2 separate regions of the Homo sapiens genome follow, and region 1 is linked to region 2. The links are chromatin contacts, found by Hi-C or POLR2A ChIA-PET in ENCODE. All regions are on one chromosome and are shown on one strand. Each heading gives the region's core, a stretch centred on a gene start or an enhancer-like site at or near the end of the contact. The rest is flanking DNA. Distances are from core to core; before and after follow the strand shown.

The links. Hi-C counts contacts between places; a loop is a spot of excess contacts on that map. ChIA-PET counts read pairs that join two places held with the same protein, here RNA polymerase II (POLR2A). Pooled maps may share reads with other maps.
Region 1: a loop to region 2 is called in a map with no recorded cell type, with 4 times the contacts of the local background. The contact joins two enhancer-like sites. A Hi-C loop is called at or near these places in 1 of 168 maps with a recorded cell type or tissue (uterus), 19 of 37 single-sample maps with no recorded cell type and 12 of 50 pooled maps. POLR2A ChIA-PET finds 5 or more read pairs at or near these places in 3 of 52 experiments (AG04450, Caco-2 and HepG2).

What each region holds. Positions count from the first base shown.
Region 1 is chr9:95,855,905-95,858,788 of GRCh38, forward strand. All of the region lies in intron 1 of ERCC6L2-AS1 (ERCC6L2 antisense RNA 1), which reads right to left. Among named protein-coding and RNA genes, the nearest start is that of ERCC6L2, 18 kb to the right of the region's middle. Within about 2 kb of position 1,491, at least 3 of the 41 ENCODE cell types and tissues checked have a DNase peak (open chromatin) inside an H3K27ac peak, as active enhancers do.
Region 2 is chr9:95,723,270-95,725,969 of GRCh38, forward strand. No RefSeq gene overlaps it. Among named protein-coding and RNA genes, the nearest start is that of ERCC6L2, 150 kb to the right of the region's middle. RefSeq lists an enhancer at 1,216-1,315. Within about 2 kb of position 1,407, at least 3 of the 41 ENCODE cell types and tissues checked have a DNase peak (open chromatin) inside an H3K27ac peak, as active enhancers do.

The sequences.
Region 1 (2,884 bases), core at 241-2,740, 130 kb after region 2:
CCAAGTATTGTATTGAGTTTTGTATCTGAGAGCAATAACTTAACTGGAAACTAATTTGGGTTTGTGGCTTATCTGCCTTTCTGATATTTGATCCCATCCAAAAACCATCTGCAGGTTTTTTAACTGCAAAGCCTCACAAGACCTATCTCTGGCCCAGTTTATCTCCTGGTGCCTTCCTTTCATCTTCAAAGCAGGCCCCAGGAACTCAGCTTTCTTTCCTCTCCAGCAACTCAGCCATCCTTTCTATCCCTTCAGATTTTGTTTCATACCACTGCATAATCTCCCTCATTTTGCATTTTCTTCTACATCTGTAGATAAGCACAGAAACCTAAAAAATTTAAGGATCTTATTCCTGATCTCTGAAAAGAAATAGGATAATGAAGTAACCAATCTGGTAGAAGTGAGTAAGGTTATAGAATCCTTCCATAATTAACAAGTTATCTGTTACTTGTCCCTTTCAAGATGGTAAATGGATCTAGGAGGATGAGACTTTTGTGTGTGCCTTTTTCTCTCCCCGCTAAATTATATGAATTAGTTTTATCTCTTTAGGATTTGCCAAAAAGCAAAGTGGTTATCATTATTGGTTAAACACATTGATATTTATTTATTTTAGCAAACATGAAAGCAATTGTTACAACAGGACTACAACAGTCAGCAGAACTGGGTCCCAGCTGGTGGTGACTCCAGAAAATAGTCAGGGTCCCACCTTGTGCCCACTCTTCCATACCTTTCCTGAATAGTCATCAGTGTTCTAGGTCTGGTATATGTTCCCTGAAAGGCAGCAAAGAAAGAGAGTACAGACTGTAGTGTCCCTGATAAGATCATATGTGGATCTCCTAATATCAATTTGGCTTGAATACAAGGACTACTTTCCTATTCCAAGGGCAGGGTAGAGGTACATACCTAGGACATGGAATGGCAGATGTCTGAAATATACATTGCAGACCACCACACTTCACTGAGGTGTTGCCCTCTGCATTTATTCCTGAGGGTGGAGTTCACTAAACCACTTTCCTTCTCACCCCATTTTTAGATACAATCAAGGTAGAATAATAGGTGTTTCCTAAACTCAAATTGGCAGTTTGCAGTTTCTAGGACATCAGCAATGAATGACACCCTTTTAGTGAACCCTGGCCCTTCCCCTTCCCCCTAGGAATGATGAACATAGTTCATGTCTTTACTAATCGTCTGTGACCCAAGCATCATACTGAGCACAACGTGTAAATATCAAGAAGACAGTGTTCAAGGGCAAGGCTTCAGTATATGAGGGGCAGCAGAAGTGATGGGGGGGAGGAGGAGTGGAAGACCAAGGCTGAGCCATTCCCCAGAGGGATCTTGTTACCAGGAACGTTGCCAAGGCAGGGGCTTTTGCAGCTGTGTAAAGAGCAGATTGGAGCAAGATAGAAGCCTGTTGTGAAAACTGGGGCCCAAGATCAGGGCTGGACAACATCAAGCATCTTTGCTGCTAGAGTGCCTAAGCGTTGAGTCACAGCAACTTAATCCCTCCTATTAATACCTGGTTTGATTCTAGAGACTGGGGTGAGGCTGAGTCCCCTATTGGCTGCCAGAATTTCAGCTGCAGGGAGACAAACTCCAGGAAATCTACAAGTTAGGCAAGAAGGATATGGGGAAACAGAGGTCAGTTTCCAGAGAATTAAACAACTGACATGAAAGACTTAAGGGCTGTTCCTGGTAAAGGAATCTTTACGTGTAGGAACTGGGCAAGGAGAAAAAGAGTCCAGTTGCATTCACATTCTCACCTGAGTGACAAGAGAAGGCAAGATAACTAAGCGGAACTTTTTTCATTCTGTTGCTTTCTAAATTTTCAAACTAAGTTTAAAGAACAATGAGACTAAGTCTGTAGGTCACGACAACCTGGCAACTTCAAGTTAGACCTCCATAATCATGAGTGTTTGCTCTCACCTATCAATACCATGCCATTCTGAGATTGCCAGACCAGCCTTCTTCCCAGCCCTGGCACCCAGGGCTCTGGCTCAGCTCTTTAATACCTACTTCCCTGTGCTGACCTGATGCAGGAACTGCTGGCCTTGCAGCTTGTCCAATGTCAGCCTAGCTCAAAACTGGGTCTTCATACCTACAGTCCAAAGAAGGTGTTGAACTTGCTAATCTAAAGGCATCAAAGGGCTGCAATATGTTGGAGTGGAAAGAGGAATAGAAACTTAATGAAGTTGCCAGAGAGCAACAAGAAACCAAGAACAGGCAGAGCTTAATTTTAGGCTCCAGGGATTTTCCCAGACTTATTTTCACTGTTTCTTAGGGCTCCAATTTTCTAAGTCCTTTATTCTTCAGTCAAATGAAGTACAAGGAAATGTGAGAACTCTAGATGAGTCCCTGAAGTCATTGATACTAATCAAATGACCCTGGCAGCTCAGATCAGCAGGCACTTTGGGAGCATCAGCAATGACCCCTGTGTCCTTGGGATGTCACTCTCCTGCTATAAAGTCTTCAGTGGATCTCTACTGCCTTGGAATAACTGGACTCTCTAGCCTCACCTTTAAAATCTTCCAGGAACCCTTTCTCTCACTAATCCCCTTCAGGCGCAAATACTCCAGCAAAACTTAATCACTGGTTTTTCACACTTGACATGAACTTTTTCCATTTTCTGACTTTTCTCAAAGTTTACCTTGTGTAGAATAATATTTTATCTAACTGACACATCTAAATATAACTATTCTTCAATGCCAGCTAAAAGCTTATCTCTTCCAGAATGCCTTCTTTCTGATTACACTAATCTCTGATCACACCTACATTTACTTGACTTATATTACTCAGCATGTTTTTACTATAAAGTAAATCTTGTGTCATCTTCCTCATTTACACTGCACATTCATCAAATACAGATATTATATGTTATCAATATTTT
Region 2 (2,700 bases), core at 157-2,656:
ACCTCAAGTTCAGTTGTCTTAACATCACATAAATAACAACAAACAAATGTGAATGAAACGAGCTTTTCAAAAAGTTAAAGGCCAGGCACGGTGGCTCACGCCTGTAATCTCAATACTTTGGGAGGCCGAGGCGGGTGGATCACCTGAGGTTAGGAGTTTGAGACCAGCCTGGTCAATATGGTGAAACTCTGTCTCTACTAAAAATACAAAAATTAGCTGGGTGTGGCAGCAGGCACCTGTAATCCCAGCTACTCGGCAGGCTGAGGCAGGAGAATCGCTTGAACCTGGGAGGTGGAGGTTGCAGTGAGCCGAGATCACGCCACTGCACTCCAGCCTGGATGACAGAGCGAGACTCCATCTCAAAAAAAAAGTTAAAAACATGACTCTCAAAGATATAGAAATCATATCCATGTCAAAATTGTATGTGACTCATTAATTGATGAGGGAACCAGTAAAATGTTAAGACTGGTTCAAAAGAGAATTTGAAGAACAGATGTAAACACTGGAGACTACTAGAGGCGGGAGAGAGGGAGTGGGGCAAGGACTGAAAAACTGCCTATGGGGTACTATGCTCACTACCTGGGTGATGGGACCATTCACACCCCAAACCTCAGTGTCATGCAATATACCCATGTAACAAACCTGCATGTGTACCCCTGAATCTAAAATAAAAGTTGAAATTATTGAAAGAAACAGATTTATATGGTCAGTCAAAAGAATGCTGAAATAAACTTGCCAACAAATGTAAACTGATTAACATTCTAGACAGTAATAAACTGTAATGTTTGGGGGTTAGCTTTTCTATTAGATGAAAATAAATTTAATCTCTACCAGGTCAAATCCGTTTGCATTGTAATGAGCTGGAATCATTTCCATGATTCTCTGACAAGAATTACTTTATGTTGCTATTGGTTTTTTACCAGTTAACTTCTACCCCTACAGCACTGCCAATAGAAAGTCAAAAGTACACGCCCAGAAACATTGCACTAATAAAACATCCCATATCCCCCCTCCTTTAAAACACATTGTATACAGTGCATTAACTCTAAAAAGATCAGAGCACTTATTTATTGCCAAGGATTTTATGACCATATGATCATCCCAAGGATGTTTAGAAACTAGCATTCCGCCACCGTACTGAGATTGAAAAGAAGCGTTCACATATGACTATGAGCTAGAAATTAGCACCCAAACCAGGCTAACCTACAACCTATAATTAATTGTTCTCATGGCTCCAACAAGAAAGATCACTGCTCTTTGAACTACTGCTCTTTTATCTTTATTTCCACTACAAACCCAGACTTTAAGTTTCCAGCCACATAAAGCAAAGCCTTCTTCATACTGCCTTAAATTCTGTAGTAGTATAAATATAGCATTCAGTGACCTGCTTTCTTTATGACTAGCAACCTTTGTCAAACACTGGTGAGAGAGTGAGAAATAGAGTAAGTCTTGGGCTTGTGGCAGGAAGCGGTGTCTAAAGATGCCACTTCCTGGACAGGAGGATCAAAGCAAAAGTAAAGGGAAATAAAGATAAAAGAGCAGTAGTTCAAAGAGCAGTGAACGCTTCTTTCACTCTGGGCACCATCTGCCCAAAGGAAAGCCGAGTGAGGTACAACCAGAATCCGATATTAGGATGTCTCAACAGGAAACCCCAGACTGTGAGCAGAAGAACATAACAGCCAGAGTTCATAGGTGTATCAGACAGGGCTCAGAGAAGCAGACTCACTATGAATATTTTAGAACTAAACATTTAATATAGATATTAGACCTTGTGGGCAAAGATGGGGAAGGAAGCAAGCGCCTGAAAATGGGCGTTTAATATTTGGAGAAAAGTCATTAGGCAGCCCTGGTGCTGGTGACTGAGTCAGAGTTTGCAGGAAGTCTTGAATCGAAGCACATGGAGCATCTGCACTGAGAAGTTGACAAGGGGTTGATATCAGTCCAAAGGTCATTGGCTCTTTGAAGCTACTGCCTGTGTCAGGCCACAGCAGTGCCTCTGGTGGGGGGCTGGCATTACCATTGGGCAGCAGCGCTGCTGGTTGGAAGGACAGCTGGGTATGGAGTGGGAAGGGGTGAGGACACACTGGAACTCTCTAGCACTTCTGGCCCCACACTCAACAATGACCTTCAGGACATAGTGGCTGTGGTTTCTCTTCTGCCTCCTAAATATCATGCAGAGTCACTTTTGCCAACTCGAACCTAGAACCACATAGGTTGACAATGGAATAATCCAGCCCCCAGTGGGGCAAACCCAAAATCATTTGGTGGAAAAGGCATAAATGCCAGACAACATGGTGTTTTCAATAACCAAACGTTCCCCTGGAAAATGCTTATGGTAGATGGACTCCCTTTGAAGAGCACAGACCCCACCACTAAAGACACACTGCCAAGAGTCGTGAAGAGCCCAGCGGGGATGTATATGGAAGCTGTCTGTAACCTGCCCACTAATTGAAGGAATGGGTGTTATGTGTCCATCAACATGGGGTAGTAATTTGGACCACTTGAGCCAGCGCATTAATGGTCCGATGTGAATGATCACTGTGACCAATTCACCAGTTCTCTGCTTGATAAGGAAAGCATGGAAGACAATCAGGTCACCATTTTGTTGTTTTATTTTCAAGTTCCCACTTCTACATGAGTGCAAAGTTCTCCTTGTACCTTCTCTTCTTTTTTCCTCTAATTTATCCTTCCCCTTCTTTT